Regions from separate parts of the Mus musculus genome. Here region 2 is linked to region 1. Evidence: chromatin contacts called from ENCODE Hi-C or POLR2A ChIA-PET data. All regions are on one chromosome and are shown on one strand. The core of a region is the stretch at or near the end of the contact, and the rest is flanking DNA. Distances in the headings are between cores, read along the strand shown. Region 1 has its middle 15 kb from the start of Gm36495. Region 2 has its middle 20 kb from the start of Gm36495.

Evidence for each region. Hi-C counts contacts between places; a loop is a spot of excess contacts on that map. ChIA-PET counts read pairs that join two places held with the same protein, here RNA polymerase II (POLR2A).
Region 2: a loop to region 1 is called in a map of heart, with 3 times the contacts of the local background. The contact joins two enhancer-like sites. A Hi-C loop is called at or near these places in 5 of 37 maps with a recorded cell type or tissue (ES-E14, adrenal gland and heart). POLR2A ChIA-PET finds 5 or more read pairs at or near these places in 1 of 5 experiments (Patski).

The regions. Positions count from the first base shown.
Region 1 is chr12:16,834,980-16,837,679 of GRCm38, reverse strand. No RefSeq gene overlaps it. Among named protein-coding and RNA genes, the nearest start is that of Gm36495, 15 kb to the left of the region's middle. Within about 2 kb of position 1,292, at least 3 of the 3 ENCODE cell types and tissues checked have a DNase peak (open chromatin) inside an H3K27ac peak, as active enhancers do; they include heart, where a contact is called at or near this core.
Region 2 is chr12:16,869,194-16,871,893 of GRCm38, reverse strand. No RefSeq gene overlaps it. Among named protein-coding and RNA genes, the nearest start is that of Gm36495, 20 kb to the right of the region's middle. Within about 2 kb of position 1,447, at least 2 of the 3 ENCODE cell types and tissues checked have a DNase peak (open chromatin) inside an H3K27ac peak, as active enhancers do; they include heart, where a contact is called at or near this core.

The DNA.
Region 1 (2,700 bases), core at 43-2,542:
TAACTGGTGAGCCATCTTACTGGCCTGGCTTGCCCTGAGTTTTATACACTAGTTTGTTAATGCATTCATTCATCCACTCAATATCGTGATAGACATGGTGATGTGGTACAGTCTCTACACTTCTAGATAGAAGTAATTTTAGGCTTTCTAGATAAGGCCAAGAGACCAAGGCAGACTGAGACCTTATCTCCCCAGAGCTTAAGGAACAGAGGTAATGAGACACAAAGCAAGTACAATACAGGGCTATCCCTGCAGTCCCATAAAATGGATTTTTAAAAAATGGTGAGTTGGGGAATAGCTCAGTAGATGAAGTGCTTGCAACATGAGTGTAAGGAGTTGAGTTCAATCCCCAACACCCGTGCAAAAGGCAGGTACAATCCACTTGTGATCCCAGTGCCAAGGAGGTGGGGACAGCAAGAGCGGATCCTGGAAGCTTGCAAGCTAGATCTCATACCTGCACCTTACAGCCCCAATCAGTGGATACTTGAGGTCCTCCTGCAGTTTCAAGAGAATGCCCACATACGTGCTTTTGCACTCATGTAACTGCTTCACACACTTGTGCACTTGAGCACACACACACCACACAATATATGTATATATATATGCACATATATGTAAAATCTCTCTATATGTGCATATATATACAAAAACACATACATACACATACAACACACAATATATGTACATATGTTTACATGTATGTGTATAAGATCTCTATATATGTGTATATACATACACACATACACACACTACACACACTATATATATATATATACACATATATACATATATAATCTCTGTAATACACATAGACCCCAAATTCACTAAAAGCAAAATAGTATTGATTTTAACATTTTGTGCCTGGTGTATTTGATGTTTTCATTTGTACAGCAAGACAAAATGAAAACTACGGACATTTTGTGTAAAACAGAATTCGGCTCTGCACTGGGGCATTTTATTTTTCCTTCTATATGTTCAGCTCATCTATTTGATGCTGATGGAAGGAATGCTGTCAATGTTTGTATAGCCCAGGTTGCGGTTACATGAGGGTGTAGCTCATGATCCTCACAGGAAAGGGAGGGCCATTAGGAAACAGAAACTCTCTCTTTCAGATTTGTCCATTGTGTGTAGCGGTGATAGAAATTTCTAGAAGAGAGTTCTGATATCACTGCCAAGTTGTAGCTGCATAAACATATGTCAAACAAGCTGTTTTCCAGGAGACAGCTCATTCCTTGGTGTCACTGTGCACAGTGAGCTACTAAAGATACCACAGGGCTCAGTGCTGACGTCAAGCGGATATGAGACGCTCCGCAGCTGATTGCTACGCGTCCCAAATTGGAAACATGAGCTTGCCCACAGAAGACGTTCCAACTCGGCTTGACAAATGAATCCTCAACTGTTCCTCATGGTCATTTGTTTTAAAAAGCTCAAGTGACTGTTCATTATCCCAGCTGCTGTGTTAGGTAGCTTCTCAGAGGAAAACAAAACACAAAAATAACCCCTACCTCCCCTCCCTGCAGACAAAGAACAGTATCACTAACCTTTCCTAATGCTGGCCAGAAAGGATCAAGTGCAAAAGGGACAAGAGGGTCCATCGATGACAAAGAGAGGATGTTTCCCATAAAAAAGTGGTGGTGTTGGTTATTTTTAGACCAAACTGCAATGAATGACATATGCACAGAATGCCCTCTGGGGCTCACCCCTCACCCCCTCATGTTAATTTCTGTCCTTCTTTAGCCTTTGCCCCAATTACTTTAACATTTTTTTCTTTTTGGTTTATTTATTTACATTTCAAATGTCCCCTTCCTGGTCTCACCTTTGTAACTGACCCCCCCCATTCCATCCCTCCTTGCTTTAACTTTTAAAAAACAAAACTGTATTATAGTATATTTTCACAAGGTCCTGAGAATCCTACCTTCTGAGATGCTGTTAAATATTAATCCATAAAAATACCATATTTCAAGCATTAATGATGACTTTGTACGTTCTTGGTGGCAGTCTTTCTTTGTGGTCTCAGGGATCGAACCTAAGACCTCATATATATGAGACAAGTGCTCTACCAATGAGCTGCCTGCCTCTGAGCTGTGGCATATTACTTTCTGTGATTCACTCAAAACATGTCAAATCAAGTGCTCTTGTTCAGAATTAATGCTAATACATGAGCATTCCAGACTCCTGAAGTCAAGCTGTCAGTCAGTGGTGGTCAACTCTGGGTCTCAACCATGGGAAACACAGATTTCTGACGGTCTTAGGAACTGAGACACCTATCAGCAGCAACATTATGTTATAAATTGTTGGTAACAAAGATAAATTTATGGTTGGGGGTTCCTAAGACCATTGATACATCTCTTCTTGTCACCTGTCCTCACCGTACCTAACCTGTACCCACAGTACTGGTTAAAGGATGGAAAAGTGGTCAGAGGAGTGGGCTGGGTGGCACAGGCATCCCAGTTAGAGATCATATCCATCCCCGCTCATGAAGCACTTGTCGGAAAATTAAGACTCCCTCTAAGGGGTTATAACTCCAACCTGACTAGAGGTCAGTTTTCCAAGGGCATGAGTGTGGGCTTGTGGATTACACTGCCTGCTTGGGAGTGCACACTGTGGCCCAGTCTTCCTCAGCCACGAAGCCCTGGGCAACACCTTGTTCACCCTCCAGAGCCCGGCCTCCTCCTTTCTACAGAGGACCGGTGGGTGGTC
Region 2 (2,700 bases), core at 198-2,697, 34 kb before region 1:
TACATCATTCCAACTGGGGAAAGCTTTCCCTGAGGAGATGCCCCATGGCTTTCTCAAGCCAAAAGAGGTCACAGAGAAATGCCCGTCAGGGGTTGAGTGTATTGTCCAGTGGCTTGATCCCAGCACCACAAAACATAAAACAAAGTTGTATGACGTTTCTGTTCTTATCTTATCTTATCTTATCTTATCTATCTATCTAAATGCACATGAAGTTTAGAGAACAACTTTCTGGAGTTGGTGTTCTCCTCCTACCATATGGGGCCCAGCGATTGAACTCAGGCTGTCAGGCTTGGTGGATGACACCTTTGCTCACTGAGCTATCTTGCTTACCTATGATTCCTTTGTATGCTTGTGTGTGTGTGTGTGTGTGTGTGTGTGTGTGTGTGTGTGTGTGTGTGTGTGTTTATATACACACATGTGGATTTATATACAGGTAGATGTGGAGGATAGCAGGCAATCTCTGTTGTCATTCCTCGGGACTGTCTACCTATCTTTTTTGAGGCAGAGTCTCTCTTTGGTCTAGAGCTCCCCAGTCAGGCTGACTCTCCATCTCCCCAGTGCTGGATTACAAGGATAAACCCCCAAGTGTGGCTTTTATTTTTAAATGTGGGTTCTGGGCCTCATGATTGTAAAGCAAGCACTTTACCAAGGAGCTATCACCCCAGGATGAATAGCATAGGCTCTGTGTGTGGCCAGTGATAGCTAACCCAGCCCTCCATTCAAGACCGGGAATGCTTCTGGAAGGAGAGGACTCAGATAGTTTACTTGGGGCTCTGGGTTCCACCTCCAGCTCCACCATTTGAAAACAAAAAGATGTCAGTTGGTCAGGAGGAACCCACTGCTTGCAGAGTGCTTTCTCTTTCCTTTTGTATCACTGTGCCCCCAGTGGACTCAACAGCTGCAGGCCCGAAGAAGGCGGATTTCCCCCACTAAGTAAACAAGCAGGACCTGGGTGGAGACTGTTTGAAAATGATTTGGTTTAAAGTTAATCCGGGCCACTTCCCCCAGGGATCTTTGACCAACACGACATCTTTGGAGTTCACTCAGATGCCATATTGTGGTAACATTCCACCAATTTGAACCAAAGGCGATGTGACGTAGTGGAAAACTGGCCTGGATGAGAAGCTAGCCCTACCCTGGCCCCAGGGGTTTCTCTGAAGGCAAGGCCAGGCCCTCCCCTCACCCTGGCAGCCACTGGCCCTGGGGCCTGGGCCCCTTCCTGCAGCTCCCTCTCTCTAAAGTGCTTCCTCTAGCAGGCTCACTGAGGGCTCTGTGGCATTTCTGGAATGTCCTTCCTCCCAGCTCTGCTCTGCTCCCCGCTTTAGCAGGAAGGCTGGGAAATAAAGAGGCCCATTTAAGCCTCCCAGGGCCAAGAGAGCACATCTCATAGCTGAGTATTTATGACTGTTACTGTTGCAGAGACGACCTGTGAATTGCCTGGCACCCCTCCATGGTGTGGAAGTGGAGTTGGCACCCTCTGCACTTGGCTGGAGGGTGCGTGGCTGTCCTGGGCAAGGCTATGCAGAGCTCGTATCTCTTCCTGCAACTACTGGGGCTCTGAGGGGTTTCCAGAAGTAACCAGCGCCCAAGATCCCAAGAGGAATCCAAGTGCTATGGACCAACAGCTAGTCTCTCTTAAAACAGAGGGGTAGGTGTTACCATGGGAACGATAAAGCATAGCAGCAACTCTGCTATGTGAAAGCAGACCTTTCTAGAGGAATGTGGATGTCTGTGCCCCGACTCCATTGCCTTCACGTTCCTGTGCATGCCATTTGTTCTCGGGTAGAGGCCAAGGGACACCCTCAGTTGTTTGTCAAGCACTGTCCACCTTGGTTTTTTGAGATAGACTCTCATTGGCCTGGAGCTTGCCAAGCAGGTTAGACTGACCAGGCAGCAGGCAGACTCCAGGAGTCTCTCTGTCTCTGCCTCTTCAGCACTGGGATTACAAGCATGAAATACCGTGCCTAGATTGTTAGTTTATTAATTGAACCCGGGTCTTCATGCTTTTATGGAAAGCACCTTACCAAGTGAGACATTTTCCCCAGCCCTTATTCCCTTAATTCAAAACCAGCCCCACCCACTCCCCCTCTCTCTCCCCTTTAGCAAACTGGACCAGAGATGGAGCCAAGCTCGCTAATCAGCCGCTTGTTATTGACTGTTGATTTGTGATTTGTTTCTTCACTTCTTCCAGGCCCTTGAGAGAGGAAGCTGGTCAAGCCAGGCATGGCCAGCTAAGCTGGCCAGATGTGAACACGCCTTGGGAGCCTGTCTGCAAGAGCTCACAGTGACCCCCAGACTCCAGAGAACTTCTGACAGTTTCCCTGTTTCTTGTTCCAGTCACTCTTGAGGCTCTTGGGTTCCTGATATGTACACTGCTATCTTTTTGAAACAGCATGTTCTCTTGGGGCTTAAATTTATGTAACATAATACCCTATTAGAATTCTAAGAAGGAAAAAAAATTTTAATGGGAATTTCTAGCAACAGCTATGTGGAGGGACAAAGAAAGGTCGCTGTGGGCCAGATCCTGAGTGGCCTTACTGTGACAGTGAACAAGCTTTGACTTGTACAGCCAGCCCCTCCCGGTGGTCTGCAGAGCTTGGGGAATACAGAATCCATTTGCAGGGTGGCTCAAAGATCTCCTAGAAGGAAGTCTTCCCTATTGCAGTGCCCCACCCCCAAATACTGAGAGACAGGAACAGC